Regions from separate parts of the Homo sapiens genome. Here region 2 is linked to region 1. The links are chromatin loops, found by intact Hi-C in ENCODE. Cell type or tissue: mammary epithelial cell. All regions are shown on one strand. Links, peaks and the distances in the headings refer to the core of each region. The heading gives the core; the rest is flanking DNA. Region 1 has its middle 100 kb from the start of RNF152. Region 2 holds the start of LOC124904314 (a long non-coding RNA gene).

Region 1 (5,383 bases), core at 64-5,063:
AAAACATTTTCTGCAGTGACAATTTCAAACGTGACTGATTAAAAGGAATTGCTAAAGAAATTTGCAGAACAGTAGCAATGAGGCAGCCATGATCTCCTTAACAGGATACTAAGCTCTAGTACTTCTGAATTCTCATTTCAATCCTGTCCAGGAATTTCAGAACTTTATTCTCCAAAATGCTTCCTCTCTCCCCTACCCTCATGTATTTACAACAATGATCATTATTTGCAATCTATAAACTTCCAGTTAACGTCCTCCAGGAAAACCACCTTCCTGAATCTCCACACCAGATTCAGCTGTCATCTCCTATTTACTCTCAAGTCCAACTGAGACCACTGCCAAGATGAAGCTGGTGTCTGGAGCGTATGTTTTCTCCTGGGGTCTTGATTACCAGTCAGTTTGGCATCTTACGAGATGATGGAAAGAGAAAAGACTGAATTTATTTTTCTGTGCCACTACAAAATCTCTTGACATTTGGCTTTCCAAGCAAACCTAAAAGAAATGAATTAAGTAATTAAATCCTGCTAACTACGTACAAGACAACTTCCAAACATTATTTCATGTCATCCTTACAAATGTCTCCTAATATTGATAATATTTTTTCCCATTTATATATAAAAGTTAAGGTCAAAGATCTTCAGTTACTTGCCTAAAGCTACAGAGCTAACATGCAATCAAGCCAGAACATGAACCCAGGTGGTCTGAATTCAGAATTCAACCTCTTGCTATTACACAATACAGTATCTTCCCTGGAACTTTCATGTAGAAATATAGAATTAATGGTGAAGCTTACTGGTTCCTCCCAAATTTAGTTTGTTGGCAGCCACATCACAATAGATAAGCATGCAAGCTGTGGCACATCTGTTGTTCTTTTGGTGGAAATTTAGTCATTCAGTTTTTACTTTAGCTATGTTATATAGGGCAGTTCTCCTTCTCCTCTCCTGCTTACCAAATTCATACTATTAGTTCTGTATTCAGTAATGAATTCTACAGTCATGGTTACGGTGAAAGTCTAAATTCTTAAGTGTGACATTCAAGACCCTCTATGAGCTGGCCCTCATACTTTCCTACCATCTCTCTCATTTTTCCTCATTTGCTGAAAGCGCTGGGTAAGTGTATTCATAATCACAACTTGTAGGTCCCCTGTCTACATATTTTCTTACGATGCACTTCTCATGTAGTATGGTGGTTCCCATCTAGAATTAATTATTGTCAATATTTCAAAAATCCTAATAGGAATTAAACAGTCACCTAGAATAATAATCTCATAGACTAACTAAAATATGAAGTTTCTTGACTTTTGGCCAAAAATGCTAACTCACTGTGAAATACTGATTATCTCATCTGATTAGAAACTCTGATTAACAGTAATGCATGGGTTTTTCTATCAAATTGAAAAGTGAAGTACCTCTTGATAAATGCAAATTTACTTATAATGACAAATCTTTTAAACAACAACATGGGGTGGAGGAGGGAATAGGTAATTTAAAAATTGTCCCTTGGTGATAGAAAGTTTAGGAACCAATTGACCTACTGTGGTCTTTATTCTAGCTTCAATTTTTAAATTAAAATTCTTTACGTTTTTTGGCATCTCAAATAAATTCTTCCTCCATGAAGTCTTCCCCTATATTATCAAGAAGAAGTCATCTCTCCTTGCTTTTTGATCCTATATTATGGTATATATGCTGTTCTCATAGCAATCTGCTTTCCTGTTTTGTTGGCTTTAAGATACTATCAATTATAATCTGTATCGTTATTTTATATACAACAAAGAAAGAGGAAACACTAACTACCAACTAAACTACAGCATATCATCTTGAATTTAAAATGTAAAAAAGTGCAAAAAATGTTACAGAATTGATGAGAAGCAACATGATGAGTAGTTTGCATTTCATTTCCCTTACTACATCTTTGAGAGCCTCATTTATTTCTGTTTCCTCAGGACCTTATACTATGCCTTACATGTGGTGTATATTCAATATGTGTATTATGTTGAATTATTAGCTTAGAACTGCCCCAAAAGACTTTCAAAACTCGGTGACATTAAGGCCCTTAATTTGTTTCTGTCTTTTGCATTCACTTATAGACAAGTCCCATCTATAAATTGGACTATAAAAAAGAAAGCATGGAATCCTAACAGACTCCTCATCTACATATCAGAAGTAAACATTTAAAAAATTTGTTAGTTTTCTCTTGTGCTTTTTATTCGGATAACTTGAAGTGCTATACAGAATATTCCCTATTTGCAACTCTTGAACAATTTATTTTAAAAAATTGGGGCAAGCAGGGAAGAGCATACAGGAGCAAAAAGAGAGAAGGAAAAGTCAATTCAAAACTGAAATCTCTTCTTTTTGTCCCTGGAAAACACCATGGGCTTAGTGGACCAATGGATGTTTGATTGGCTGGATGGGTGGAGGTTTGGATGGATGATTTGATTAACTATTACTACAATAGTGCTATGTAACCAACAACAACAAAACCTCAGTGCCATACAACAATTCACATTTATTTACTTCACATGGTTCAACTGGGCCCTCTGCTGATCTTGGCTGGACTCAGCCACATACATATATACAGGCCAGCTGGGAGGCTGCTGGTCTAGGTGGGGCTAAGCTAGGGCATCTAGGCTGAAGTCATTCTGCTCCACATGCCTTTCCTCTTCCTGGGAACAGAGATCTGGCCTGGACATGTTCTCATGGTAATTGGCAGAGCGTAGAAGAGCAAGCAGAAACATACTGGTCTTCATAAGACTGAGGCTAGGCTCAGAGCTGTGTGCACTGTCACTTTTGCCACATTCTATTGGCTGAAGCAAGTAACATAACCAAACTCAAGTCAAGAAGCAGGGAAATACATCCTGCCTCTTCAGAGGAGGACTTGCAAAGTCACATGGCAAAGGGCATATAGTTACAGGAAGGAGCAAAGAATTGGGGTCAATGATGCCATTCTACCCTGTATGGCAATGACGGTATCCTACACATAAATATTGATCTAGAGTTGACAAAGTATATTCACAAGTATTTTCTCATTTAATTTGAACAACTAAATGAGAAGGGCAGAGTAGATATAATTATTACAACTTTACTAAACAAAAAGCAGCGGAGAGGAGGTGGGAAAACTTAGAGAACTTAAGAAACTTGTCCAAGATATACACTATTAAGTGGACACGATGGAATTAAAATCCACATTACAGTAGTCATTTTGGGTTATCACTTACAGTTTCACTGTAGGCATAGAGTTTGTGTGCTTTTGGTAAAGGACTATGTCAATTCAGAACAATTCCTGATATTGGCCTTTATCTTTGGGAACAACCAACCACACCCAAAGTTCCTTGGATGTCAGCTCTGGCTGGCTTCTAGGCTACATATATAAGCACAAGTTGCTGCTTGTTTTTAGATAAATACATTAATTTGTGAAGAGATTGGGCTGGGTGTACCAAGAATGATGAAAAACCACATTGATGGCTGCACTGAAATGTAAACAGCATCACACACTGATAAACTGCTTATGGATTTTCTGTCTTCAACTGATTGGAAAATAGACTAGTTTGAGGTGATGAACTGTTAACATGTTGGAAGTAATTGGTTTAGTAAGAAAAAAGGTGTTAGTTTAGAAATATCAATATTGCTGCCCTCCTGGTAGATTAATATATAGTATAAACAGAACAAAATCAGAGCTCCCCAATGATCTGATAATTTATTATTTCATTTACCACCACATCCAGCTCACAAACATGACTCTCAGAGTATGTAGGTTTTTTCATCTCTACCAGAAACACTGTCACCTTGCTATTCAATTGCTGCCGTTTACATACAGAGTGTCAAAAAACACAATTACAACAAATTTAGCTTAAATATCTCAATTGGCTTTATTGTGATTCTAGAACAGGGCAACACTTCATTCCATAAAATAAAATAAGTGTTCCAGTGAACTGAACAGGGGAGGTTGGCTTTATATACATAAAAGGGGATGAAGAAAGGAAAAACAAAGAACGAAAATGAATTGGCCATTTCAAAGTTAATTTCCTTGCAAGGCAGGGATAGGGAGACAGAACAATCTGAGGGGTTAACAGCAGGTTACTTCGGGTCAGTCTGTTGTAAGGATTAAAACAGAGGGAATATCATTTTCATGCTGATTGAAGATTGAAACTCGTCTCTTTGGGAAATTGGGCTATCTCTCTCTTCTGATTTCTTGGAAGGCCAGATAACAACAACTCAGGGTGGGTTTGGTGAGCATGGGTGATTCCATCTTGATTTTTAGTCTGGTCTGTTGGAACCCAGTGCAGGAGTTTAGTCCAAAACAATGGCCTCGCATAGTTTTTATTTAATAAGAGGGAGGAAGCATGAAGGTCAAGGTCACCTAATGAAATAAAGATTGGGAGTAGAAATAGGAGGGATAATTGAAGTTCCCAGTAACTTTCTAATAATTATACCAATAACTCTTAGTCAACCTAGTCTTCAGTGGGAACCATCCTTGAGCCTCCTGCCAAACACACGCAAAGTTAGGACCCCTGTTAGGATCTCAGAGCATCCTACACTGTTCTTTTGTAGCACTGTGTCATTTGCAATGCACTGTTTATTCATATGACTATGATTATGAATTGTCACATCCTACTTAGACTGTTAGACTTATGAGGAGAAATCAGGACATTTCTGGTTCATCTCTTACATCCTAGGACCTAGAACAATGCCTCCTACATATTAGGCACTCTTCACATTCGCCAGATGAAAGACTGATTTAATGTCACCAGTTTTTATCACTTCTGCCTCCTTACAGCATGTTCTCCGTGACTCAGAATGGAGAGGGTATAGGAGAAAGCATGCTCTTGATCAGGTGCCCTGTCCCACTTTCTGAGGGTTTCTCCTCGTGAATAAAACACAGCTCTTTCTATTCTTTCCCATCTCTTGACACCAGCCTTCATGCTCTGTACTCCAGATGCATTGCCCTCCATTGCCCTTCTTTCAGTTCCTGAACCTGCAAGCCCACCAGCCCCTGGGTCACTGCACAAATAGCCCATCTGCCCTGAACACCAACTATGCACCCCCTCCTACCATTTAAATGACTCATCTCCCACCTGCAGGTCAAGCATTGCCTTAGGGAAGCCTTTATTGACTCCCCAGACTAGGTCAGGTGTCCCATGTCCCATCACAGTCTCTCACAGAATCACCTACTGCTCTCTTTGGTCGCAGAAACCACAGTTGCTATTTTTCATTTGTTTGTGCTCCATGAAGGCAGCAACCATCACAATTTTGCTTACCACCTAAACCCCTGAGTTTTGCTCACCATTTAACACTCAGAGTTTGACATTGTACCTGACATTTGTTCAGAACTAAATAAATATTTATTGAATGAATCAATCGATGAAGGAAACGCACACGCACACATC
Region 2 (5,383 bases), core at 305-5,304, 390 kb before region 1:
ATTAGACAAATCCTTAGAGAGTTTTATTACAGTTTTTCGACCCTCCGCCAATGCTAGACTGATACTCAGAAAGAATTCCAGCATCATCTCCTCTTATCTCCCACTCTGCTGAGAGATGTCAATAAAATGGGACAGTAGGCATACCAAGAGAGGTATATGAGATGCCTCCTGGACCATGGGACCTCAAATCTGGGCTTCTCCTGCCAAAGAAGAATCCTTTTCAAGAAATGTACCTAGTCAAAGCTATTCAAAAAACAGAAAGGTCTTCTTTGGCTCAGCAAGTGTGGTTTTTTTCTGTGGCAGGAAGAAAAGAAGGTATTACACTCTGCAGAAGGAAAAATCGTGATTGACTCAGAGGCCCCTTGACTGGTCATGACCTTCCCACTTTCTGCTATCAGAGAAATGAAATGAGGTACCAAGTGATATATGTCTTACCTCTCCCTGAGACCCATTAGCAAACTCAGATGGTAGGAATAGTTATTGGAATGAAGACACTAGCTCAAAGGGACAAAAGAACTTACCCAATGTCACTCGGTTAATAAGTGACAACACGAGAATATGAACCAAGGAGGACTGGTTGTTTCCAGAGCCCCGTGTTCTTTCAACTAAATGTCTCTGCCAGGCTGCCACACTGGACATCAGAAAATAAAAACCATTCAAAGATACAGGGCAGAACCAATTCATCTGTGGAATTCTTCTAAGAGGAAAAAAAAAAGAGAGTGAGAGTAAGATTAATAATGCCATGTTGCATTTTCAACGATGGGCAGTGAGAACAGCACACAACAATTTATAGAAAAAGAAGGTATGTGTATTCCCTGGGGCTGGAAAGTTGTTAGACATTAATAGCAAGAAAATTGTTAAGAAGTTGACAAGAGGCAAAGGAAATGTCCTTCCTTTCTCCCTGCAAAAACCTTGTTGAAGGAGATGTGGGAGAGAACACAGGATGGAAAATCAAAGCAGATTTGGGATAGAAAAAAAAAAAAAGAAAAAAAAAACTCACAGGAGGGAAATATGAGAAAACTTGAAAGAAAGCAATATGAAATAAAACAATTTTGGAGTAAAAAGGAAAATAAGCATAGCTGTTGTAAGAAAAGCAGGATAGTTAATTAACAAGGGGGATAAAAATGTCCTACAGATAATATTTATCATCCTTCCCAGTTTTCCTGTGGCTTTACTTGTGCCCATCTGTCGGCCTGATCTTTTCCAAGTGTCTGTTGCCACATATACAGGCCATTAATTTCTTAAAAATATTACTGAAATTAGATTGCTTCTGGCCTTCTTATTGTTTTAACTTTTTTTAAAAATTGTGTTTGTTTGCCTGTTTGTTTTTGCATTTGGCAAACAGGGAAACATAGCCTTTCCAACCCATAGCATAAGAAAATATGGGAGGGAAACTTCTCTATTGAGAAGCATATTCCTCTACATTTTCAAACCCAGTTTGCCAAATGTACTTGTACACACATTCTTCTTCCCCTGGGGTGAGAAATCTAAACCTGAAACATTCTGACAAGAACAAAGAAAGCAATTGCAAGACTCTATTTATTTGCCTTAGGAAAGAACTTAGCAAAATGGACGATGCTTATTATGAATACGTCCAAGTTAGATTTTAAAAATTATCCATTAGACTCCCTTAGGAAATAAGCAGTTGACACATTCAGATTATACCCATGTTTATTTCAAAAACAGGGACGAAGAGCCTTCTTGTCGTCAGTCACGGGCTGATAGGAGTCTACTTTTAGCTAGGAACGGCCAACGGAAGATAATTGTGCCATTTTAAATGCCACATAATGTTCTTAATCAGCAACCAAGTGTAGAAGGGAGTCTGTAAAGGGCCTGAGGTCCTGATTCAATTTCTTCAGCTTCCCAAGCCCGCTCCCAAAGAGCAGGCAGGCCACCCAAATCCTGCAGCTTGTGAAACCGGCTCTGGCCCCAGAAGGGATTTATGAGCGCTTCACTTCAAGGAATACCACCCAGGTTGGCTGGCTGCAAATGCGGGCTGCCTATTAGTTCTCCTTCATTTCCCAGGAAGTGTGAGTGAGAGAGCTCCCCACCTCCCGATAGGCGACAATCCCAGCCTCTTGACATCTCTCGCGCTGAGCAAACTTTTCACTGGAGGATCCCAGCTGTTCGCCACCTCCCCGCTTGCTTGCCGGCAGTCTGGTGTACAAGGCAGAAGGGGCGAGACACACAGAGAAGAACCAAGGGGCTTTTGGAGGCTTGCTTTTGCCTGAAAACAAATACTTGAGGGAGAAAAATATGTTTTAAAGGCTAAAAGATGGGAAATTAAGCAATTCACTTCCGCAAAACCATTTAGAACGTGGGTGGTGGGGTGGTGGAATAGGGTGGCATTGGGAAGAAACTAGCCTTCTTCTAAGTCAGCCCCTCTGCTGCACCCCCTTGGTGCCAATGTGGCCCTGACGACAGAAGCTCCCTTACCTGGATCCTTTCCATGTTGCTCTAGAGACTGTCTTTTCCTGCTTCAAAGTCTGTGCGCTCTTGGCGGCCACCCACTAAGATCCTATTTCCTGTCTGAAGGACGCCTTGGCTCTCTGCAGGGCAGAGATAACTGATGTGCCAATGAGTGACGAGCTCAGGCATGCAGCCACTTCCCCTCTCTGGAAGGCTCTCTAGTGACTCACTGCTCTGGCATTCCCAAAGGAAGTGGGAAGATTTTCATCAGATTATTAATTTGCATTAATTTTTTTTTTTTTTTTTTTTTTGTAGAGATGGAGGTCTTGCTGTGTGGCTCAGGCTGGTCTCGAACTCCCAGGCTCAAGCAATCCTCCCACCTCAGCCTCCTAAAGTGCTGGGACTACAGATATAAACCACCATGCCTGCCCTAAATTGCACTCTTAAGATTTACACATGAGAACTATATAACTAAGGGTAGATGGTTTTAAATAGTAGGACAATTTAACACCCCCCACAAAAAACCCTTTAAGGGATGCAAGGAGCATGTAAGAGAACAGAATATGCTACCCCATAATATGCCTCTTTGGCATAGGAATTATTTAGAGCTGATTATTTCGAGAAAATGCAGACATAGGAGAAACTCTGAAAACAGAGTAGAAATTACACAAAGAAAATTTACATCTATGAAGGAAATCTCCATTTCGTGTCTCCTTTCTGTACCAGTCTAAATCACTAGAGATGTAACAGCGGAGACAGCACTGACAAATCTCAATAAACCTTACCCTGGTTTGCCGTGCTTTTCCTGGTTACCTCCCCATAACCTGCCTTTCCCACACCCTTCTTTGTTTCAGTTAAAGATGGTATTTATGCCTGAACTCAAAGCCATCTCTTTGGGATTTACTCATTTTTCCCTGGGTGACTCTCATGTATATATGAGGCAGACATGTTAATAAACTTCTATTTTTTTTTCTCTTGTTAAACCATCTTTTGTTACAGTGGGTCCTGGCTAAGAACTCAGACTGGGTAGAAAGAAAATTATCTTTTTCTCCCCTACACTTGCCTGGATGTCTACAGCCAGCCAATGCCTAATGTGGAATTGTAATGCACCCAGACCATTTCATGTTATTAAAGGATCTAAAATTTATATGCAAAAGTGATGGTCTCAGCAGTCAGCTCTTTTGCAGCCTCATTCAGTCTCAGCCTCCTTTTCCTCTGAGGCTGTGATAAAGGCCAGCGTTCCAGCCTGGAAATGTAATGTCAGCTCATGATCTATCCTAGCAAGTATCACTGTGCTTTCAGAGCACACCAATGGGAGCAATTACCTGCATTTTCAAGAAACCGTGTTTGTCTGAAAAATCTCCACATTTATTTTCCCAGCTAAAAACAATGAAAATAAATCCTGAGTGGAGAAGTGACCACTATCTTTCATTCTGCACCTGCCAACTTTGCTTTGCTACATACATCACTCAAGCCTGACCATTACAAGCACTTTCCCAGTTTTGTAGAAAGCACAGTTGTTTACTGGTCATAATTTTAACAGGGGGAAAACTAGACTCTGGGTATGAGACATAGAAACAACCAATCACTGATCTGGTTATTCCTCGACTCCAAGACTAGGCTATATTTAAAACTTACTCCATAAATTGCTCATACACAGTGTTTGTAGTACTCAGCCCTCACTAAAATGTTAGCAATCTACATGGTTACAGCTAGCCCTCCCTCACCCCAGTACTGAAGTTTCCTTCCTGAATAGTTTCATTATTTATTAATAATGAAGTAAGCTGAGTAAGATCTCCCTAGGTCTAATTTAAATAAAGCAGAATGTAAATGAGCTATTTCCTTGGATTTTATGCTATGCTGATTAAGTAACCATGTACAAACCTTCAGGTATACAGTTAAAAATAAGAAGGAATACACATTCCCAGAAAAGACTCAAGCTTGTCCTAGACAATAGCCTCAAAAGATTAAGAGCACACAGCAAATCCCAAGATTCACTTGTCTTCAGTAATTCAGTTCAGTAAACTTTTTTCAATCATCTACCATGTACAGGTGACTGGGCTTGTCATTTCGGAGGCATAAAGATGAATAAGACATGGTACCTGCACCAGAAGAACTTATCTATTTCTCATCCATTAAGGTATGGACACCTTATTAGTACCAAATTTTATTTTTCATCCCCAACAAGACTTGCATTGGACAGGATCAAACCATGTCCTCATTCTGTGGCATGAATTGAATCCCATAATCAAAATGCCAATGCTGAAATAAAGGAGGAGGGAAATATTAACAATTTTTTCCTAAGAAATTAATTTGTGTTGATTGGAATCTATTTTCCCAGGGCACATTTTTTTCCCAAAAAATTCTTGGATGTATTCTCAAATATTTGTCTTCATTGTAACTTTGCTTCTGGTTTGCTGTAAGACCTATTCTTCTCTATGTTTTATTACATGAAAGGAAAGGAATCTAGCTGCCTTCTCCTCTGCAAAACACAAAACTAGTGAGACAAGGCTGTTAAAAGAATGAATTCCATCATGTCTTGTGCAATTTGGAGAATTTCTCTTTAGCTGAAATTTTGAACACAGACAAAATGCTGAATATGTAATGCCCAGAGACAACTAATTCTAATAAGCCCTAAGAAGAGACAGTGTTTAAATGGAAATTAGCAGTATGAGATTAAAAAGGAGCATGAGGTAGGCATGTCAGGAAGGCTGAAGCCATAATGAGCAGTAACCTTTTCTCAAACACTCTTAAATCTGTTGCCCAGCCTAGCCAACTAGTCATCCAAATGCATCATCATTTGAGAAAATGTTCTAACCTGAGTCTAGATTTGCTTGGATATGAAGAGTACTAAATATGTCGCCCCCCCCACCCCAAAAAAAATATGCCACTTTGGCATGAGGATTATTTTGAGCTAAAGGCAATTGAGAACCAGCAGATGGAGGAAGAGCTCAAATTTCCTCTAACTGCCTAA

Evidence for each region. A loop is a pair of places that touch in the nucleus more often than their neighbours do. Peaks named below come from ENCODE experiments on the same cell type or tissue, not always from the same donor. Only the 100,000 strongest peaks of a DNase experiment are listed, where the experiment ranks them.
Region 2: a loop joins it to region 1, with 2.4 times the contacts of the local background. A loop is called at or near these places in 2 of 110 quality-filtered maps.

What each region holds. Positions count from the first base shown.
Region 1 is chr18:61,993,199-61,998,581 of GRCh38, forward strand. No RefSeq gene overlaps it. Among named protein-coding and RNA genes, the nearest start is that of RNF152, 100 kb to the left of the region's middle. In mammary epithelial cell, for the core only: a CTCF peak has its summit at 2,546; a DNase peak (open chromatin) is centred at 2,633; H3K27ac peaks cover 2,866 bases.
Region 2 is chr18:61,604,415-61,609,797 of GRCh38, forward strand. LOC124904314 (a long non-coding RNA gene) reads right to left here and starts at 2,531. Exons shown (of 7, transcript XR_007066395.1): 1 at 2,437-2,531; 2 at 2,052-2,240; 3 at 522-697. RefSeq lists enhancers at 1,540-2,176, 1,865-3,064, 2,177-2,812. In mammary epithelial cell, for the core only: no CTCF peak of the experiment used is centred there; a DNase peak (open chromatin) is centred at 2,567; H3K4me3 peaks cover 1,381 bases; H3K27ac peaks cover 1,690 bases.